Linked DNA regions of Homo sapiens: region 2 is linked to region 1. Evidence: chromatin contacts called from ENCODE Hi-C or POLR2A ChIA-PET data. All regions are on one chromosome and are shown on one strand. The core of a region is the stretch at or near the end of the contact, and the rest is flanking DNA. Distances in the headings are between cores, read along the strand shown. Region 1 holds the start of LINC02026 (long intergenic non-protein coding RNA 2026). Region 2 has its middle 27 kb from the start of LINC02038.

Region 1 (3,149 bases), core at 242-2,741:
CTGTTCTAGAGAGTTAGGGAAATTTAGAAGTTAGGCAAACAGGCTCTGCCACCATTCTGCCTGAGTTCAAATCCTTGCTCAGCCACTGCGTTGCTGAGTCATCTGAAGCAAGGCACTCCCCTCTCTGGGCCTCAGTTTTACCATCTGTTAAACGGCGTAACGATGGCACTGTCCTCCTGAAGTCACCGTGAGGATGAAACAAGGCAATGTCCCTAAACCAAGTGCCTGCCGTAGTGTCTGCTCTTGTTACTCATAACCATGGGCTGCTCTTACTGGACGGTGCTTGTGACCGCAAGAACCCTAAGGGCCAGGGCTATTCATCTCTGAATCTCTCTCTGCAGTGTTTAGAGGTGCTGTCCACAAGTCAGGTGTTCAATTTCTATCTTCTGAAGGACTGAACAAAACATGGCTATGAAAAGGGACAAAATGAATCAAGCCTTAATGCAAAGACACAGTAAATGCAGGTGAAATGACGGGAAAGGAGAAAGGAATGTAGGAAAGTAAATGGGGGAGAGGAGACGGTGCACCGCCTTCAGAGGAGAAAAATTCCTATTAAATTCCTGTTCCGCCTGTAATCTCAGCACTTTGGGAGGCCGAGTTGGGTGGATCACCTGAGGTCAGGAGTTCGAGACCAGCCTGACCAACATGGTGAAACCCCATCTCTACTAAAAATACAAAAATTAGCCAGGCCTGGTGGCAGGCGCTTGTAATCCCAGCTACTCGGGAGGCTGACGCTGGAGAATCCCTTGAACCCCGGAGGCGGAGGTTGCAGTGAGCCAAGATCTCACCACTGCACTCCAACCCGGACAACAGAGCGAGACTCTGTCTCAAAAAATAAAAAATTCTCGTTCATCTCTTAACGTGGGGACTTGCCCATTTATATTTGGACGGTATTTTTCTCTGGCTGTCCCACTTCCCGGGGCCTTGGAGCTCCCTCCCCCGCAGGGCGGCTTCTCTCCTCCTCCTCCCTCCTCCCTCCCGCTCCCAGGGGAAGGGCCGCGGCCGCAGCCCTGACCTCGCCTCCCACGCGGGCCAGCAGCCGGCCAGCCCGCGGGCGGGGCAGGAAGGGGGAGCCGAGGCTCCGGGCACCCGAGATCCTTAACTGCAGCTTCCAAAGCCCTGGCTGATCCTAATCAGTGTGGGAAAGGAGCGCCGGGCCCAGCCCGCCGGCCGGAGACGCCGCCTCTTTTCATAAACTTTATCGCCGCGGTGCACAGCCGCTGATAAAGCACCATAAATAAACGAGCGGGCGGGAGTGCGCGGCTGTCTGGAGGCTGCCGGAGCGCACGCCCTGCCTCGGCCCTGCAGCTCCCGGGGGAAATGAATCACACGCCGGGCTGCAAAGAGCAGCATGTTCTCCTCTCCAGACCAAGGCCGTAAATAATAATGCGTTCTTTCCCTACGTGGAGACCCTCACCTTTTGTCTTGTGCATTCCGTAAAAAGCTCAGGAGTTTCCTTCCGGCTGCCTGGCCTCCCCTCCTTGCCCCGGGGGGTTAGGAGTGCTCTGTTCTGACTTAGGCGTTTCCCTAGGGTGGAGCTCCTGGGCCTGGGTTGGGCCTGGGCGTGTGGCTCCGTGATCGTAAGTCCCCTCTGGCTCTTGCACAACAGACCGAGGCTGGAGCAGGGCAGGGAGGCCGCAGTGGGGCCTGGGTTAGGAGGGGGGTGGTTTGACATCTCTAGTGGTAAGTGATGGTGAGCCCGGTTCCCGCCGTGGTGGCCACGGACATGTGTGGTGGATAGCCTGCTGCAGCTGAGTCATCGAGGAACCCTGGGTACAGCTTATTCAGAGGCCAAGGGAGAGTGCATACCCTGATCACAAAGAAAGAAGACTTTGCCCCACTTGATGGCGTGTTCAGCAGGCCGCATGATCCGTGTCCCTTAGCTGTTGAAGTTTTGACTTGGGGGGTGCCCGAAGTTAATCTATGGTACAATTTTGGGGAGTAGAGTTTGAGGATGATTCCATGAACATGAAACAATCTAGAAAGTCAGTGGTGTGTGGAACAGCCCAAAGCAGGCCAGCTCCGCCACAAGGTCCAGTCTCTAACCCAACCCTGCTGCCACTCAGCTCTGTGGCCTCGGGCAGCCACTGCCCTTCTCTGAGCCTCAGTTTCCCCATCCTTCTAATGATCTCTAAAGAGATCTTCCAGCTCTTCTGCTCACTTAGTGAGAAATAACATCCTTGCTATAAATTCTTCCATTTCCGAGGTGTCCCAGCACAGGCCCCTCTGAAGAAACACTGTAATGTCCACTTAGAAGAAACCAGGGCGTGGGCCATTTCTGTAACTGACACCTCGTTAGCGAGATTAGCACTGGAAATTACCTCCTGGGGAGTTTACAGAGGTTCAGGAGCCCTCTAGCCAGAATAAAGTCAGCTTGTGAGGTAAAAAGATTTAAAAATAAAATCCAGTACTTGATTACAGCATTAGGTCAGTGTTTCTCTGCGCCCCAAGGATAAGCTCCATGGTGGCTGGGGTTCTGCTTCCTGTGAGAAGGATTGGCTGGCTTGAAACATCTCATCCCCAAAAGTCAAATGTTTCCTTTAGTGGGAAGCAGGGCCGGGAAGGAAGGAACTTCTGGTTGCAGCTCTAGAGAGTGGAATCTAGGAGTCCTGATAGATTATTTATGGTTCAGCACTCCTAGAGAGTGTGGATTTTGGGAGCTGACTCCTCCAGCCATGGCCAACAAGAGCCGATCACTCATGAAATAGAAATGAACAATGGCAGCCAGGCACCGTGGCTCACGCCTGTAATCCCAGCACTTTGGGAGGCGGAGGCGGGTGGATCACGAGGTCATGAGTTCTAGACCAGCCTGGCTAACATGGTGAAACCATGTCTCTACTAAAAATACAAAAATTAGCTGGGTGTAGTGGCGGGCGCCTATAATCCCAGCTACTCGGGAGGCTGAGGCAGGAGAATTGCTTGAACCGGTGAGGCGGAGGTCGCAATGAGCCGAGACAGTGCCACTGCACTTCAGCCTGGGCGACAGAGTGAGACTCCATCTAAAAAAAAACAAAAATAAAAAATAAAAGACATGAACAAAGGCCTGGTTCTTCTAGTACCCATTTCTGACACCACATGTCCCAGGAAACATGTGGCCCCAGACAGCCTTCATTTCCTGCTCTCCGGACAGAAGGCCACTCAGTCTTGTT
Region 2 (3,149 bases), core at 360-2,859, 190 kb before region 1:
TATCCTTCAGCCAAGACAAATAGATCTTTATAATAACATGAAGCCCATGTTCTAATTTAGAATTCTCAAAAGGGGAGCTTACCCCTAGCCCATGCCCAACCCCCTTCCCTTCCCTTCCCCAGCAATGTCCTTGCCCACAAGGACCATTATGCATCCCCATCTGGACACAGCAGGGCACCCAGCTCAGAAGCCCAGGTCCTCTTCCAAATCCCTTGAATGCAAATATCCTGTGTTGCCCCTGGACCTAGGGGTGCACACACTGGCTGTGTATCCCTCGGTGGCCCCCGGGCTTAGGGGTGGGTGCACATGCTGGTTATATATCCCTTGGTGGTCCCTAGGCTTTGAGGTGCACGCACTGGCAGCATATCCTGGGCCTAGGGGTACACACGCTGGCTGTACAATCCATACTTGGGAGAACAAATCTGAGGAAAGACCCATGTAGGCCCCAGACCTGGCTAGTGGTGTTTTGACAGGGAATTCCAGATGCTCAGGGTAAGGACTAGACTGAGGAATGCAGGCTCCTGGTAGCCGTATGCCCTTGACTTGTTGGGCTCCTTGCCCATGGGCATGGGCATGGTCCTAGAAAGTGCTGGACTCCTCTAGCACAGGCCTAGGCGTGAGATTGCTGTACTGGTAGCAGCCGTAAGTGTTAAGTTCCACAGCTGGGTAGGTGGGGAGAATGAGGTGGCAAGCGTGGGCCTTCATCTAGCAATCCCTTGTCTGCCCAAGGCCAGGTGATGACATTCAGTGGCTCATGTCTGCTGCTCTGTCCAGCTCTTTGATGTCAGGTGCCATGTCATTTTTGTACTCTTGGTAGCAACTATTAAAGCACTATCCTTCAAGGCATAAGTGTTCAAGGGGCAGTTCTAAAATGTGTCGTGATACACATCATGAAAATAACACTGGACTTGGAATCAGGACGCGTGGGTTCTCTCTCTGCTCTGCCACAGCTCACTCAGCTTAGGCTTATCATGTTTCCTCCCCAGGCCTTATATTTTCCCGTCTAGAAAATAAGGGTGTTGGTGGCCGGGCTGTGTGGCTCACGCCTGTAATCTTTGGGAGACCGAGGCGGGTGGATCACCTGAGGTCTGGAGTTCGAGACCAGCCTGACCAAGATGGAGAAACTCCATCTCTACTAAAAATACAAAATTAGCTGGGCGTGGTGGTGCATGCCTGTAATCCCAGCTACTTGGGAGGCTGAGGCAGGAGAATCGCTTGAACCCAGGAGGCAGAGGTGTGGTGAGCCGAGATAGTGCCATTGCACTCCAGCCTGGGCAACAAGAGCAAACTCTGTCTCAGAAAAAAAAAAAAAAAAAAAAAAGAAAAAAGAAAAGAAAAGAAACGAAAAGAAAAGAAAAGGGTGTTGGGCCGACAGTTTCCAAAGTTCCATTCGGATCTGAAGGTCTGTGGTTTATGACTCCTGCAAGCTAGTTTTCCTTATCTGTCCATCTTTCTCAACCCTAGGTACTCAGTACAATGACCCAGGAAGTTTTACCAAAAAATACCAGAGCCCAGGCCCTACCCCCAGAGATTCTGCTTCAGTTCTTCTGAGGCGTGGCCCAAGCCAAAGCTCCCCAGTGACTCCGAAGTGCAGCCGCGGCTGAGAAGCACTGTTAGAGTTGGACGGCAGCTCTTGACTCCTCCCACTCCTCACCCACATCCAGGGACAATGGAGCCGGACAGATGCCTGGCTGCAAAAGCAGAACAGCTGTAGGCAAGGCTAGACTCTGGGATCCTGGGGCGGGGGTCTCCTGCTCACTCTCCAGGAAGATGGGAATAAAGAGACCCAATTTCCTGGCCTCAGGCTCCTCGCCTCCCTATCCATCTTCCCATCCTCCAGCTGAGAGCCTAGGGGGAGGAGGAGGGAGAGCAGGCAGCTGCCTAATCTGGGGAGATTTTCTCAGGGGTGGGGGAGGCTGACTTTTGGCTCCAGTCTTCCTCCGCCCTCACAGCTGGAGCAGCCAGAGTGAGCGCGCTGGGGCTGGGATCTCAGCTGCTGGCAGTTGTTCCCATGTTCTGTCCCTGACAGCTGCAAATCTGCTGACGTGTTGCATGTGTGTGTGTCCACATGCGAGCGTGGACTCCAGCAGAACAAATAAGAATAATAAGCAGAACAAATAAGAGGTAGAATGTGGAGCCCAGGAGGTTGCCTGTTCTTCCTAGACTTCAAGTTACCCCTGAAGCCTTCCCTGACCCCCAGCTTCCTCCAGGCTGTAGCTCCCACGAGCCCCTCGTGCTTCCCCTCATTGAGAGTCCATGCTAGCAGCGGATTCGATGATTCCAATAGCTACATTTACTGAGCGGGTCCTGGGTGCCAGGCATTCTCCTAAGCAGGGTAGATTAATGGTTCTATTTAACCCTCAGAATAACCTTATGAAGCAAGCATTATGATTATTTCTATTTTATAGATGAGGAAACCAAGAAAAGATATGTTAACATTTAATCCAAGATCACACAGCTGCGAAGATTCAAAGTCAGGCAGCCTGGTGCCAAAACGTGAGCTCTTTAACACGTTGCTATTCTGCCTGCTGTTGGTGATTGATCACAGGTGAAGGCCTGTTCCAATAAATGAGGTCTCTCAGCCCTGACATTCTAACAGTGGTGTTGCTTGTAGAGACACACATTTTATACTTTGAGTTTTTTTTGTTGTTGTTGTTTAGATCAGAGTTTATCTTGGACAATATTGGCTGAGTTCATAAGCCAAAGTCAGAAGCACCTGTCATCATCCTGTGGGGCTCTGCTTCTGGGTGGACTGTAGGAGAAGTCCTGAGAGGAGAATGGTCTGGGCAGCATTGCCAGAACTGGGCTACAAAACAAGATTGTAAAACCACTGAACAAGAGAACCCCCGATGGTGGTGCAGAATGTGTGGGGCCTGCACCCTCCAGCTTGCAAAGGCTTCTGTTCCCTGGACACCTGAGGCCTTCGCCCAACAGTAGTGTTGGGTTGGGTTGAAATATCCACATGCCGGCCGAGCGCAGTGGCTCATGCCTGTAATCCCAGCACTTTGGGAGGCCAAGGTGGGCGGATCACGAGATAAGGATATCGAGACCATCCTGGCTAACAAGGTGAAACCCCGTCTGTAGTAAAAATACAAAAAATGAGCCGGGCGTGGTGGCAGGCACCTGTAGTCCCAGCTACTCGGGAGGCT

Evidence for each region. Hi-C counts contacts between places; a loop is a spot of excess contacts on that map. ChIA-PET counts read pairs that join two places held with the same protein, here RNA polymerase II (POLR2A). Pooled maps may share reads with other maps.
Region 2: a loop to region 1 is called in a pooled map, with 6 times the contacts of the local background. The contact joins the enhancer-like site here to the promoter of LINC02026 in region 1. A Hi-C loop is called at or near these places in 5 of 168 maps with a recorded cell type or tissue (Caco-2, Calu3, heart right ventricle and 1 more) and 5 of 50 pooled maps. POLR2A ChIA-PET finds 5 or more read pairs at or near these places in 6 of 52 experiments (A549, K562, MCF 10A and 3 more).

The regions. Positions count from the first base shown.
Region 1 is chr3:194,002,168-194,005,316 of GRCh38, forward strand. It overlaps LINC02026 (long intergenic non-protein coding RNA 2026), which reads right to left and starts at 1,492. Exons shown (of 3, transcript NR_033944.1): 1 at 1,418-1,492. RefSeq lists a silencer at 1,018-1,187 and an enhancer at 1,551-2,066.
Region 2 is chr3:193,815,207-193,818,355 of GRCh38, forward strand. No RefSeq gene overlaps it. Among named protein-coding and RNA genes, the nearest start is that of LINC02038, 27 kb to the right of the region's middle. RefSeq lists an enhancer at 1-797. Within about 2 kb of position 1,610, at least 16 of the 41 ENCODE cell types and tissues checked have a DNase peak (open chromatin) inside an H3K27ac peak, as active enhancers do; they include PC-9, heart right ventricle and stomach, where a contact is called at or near this core.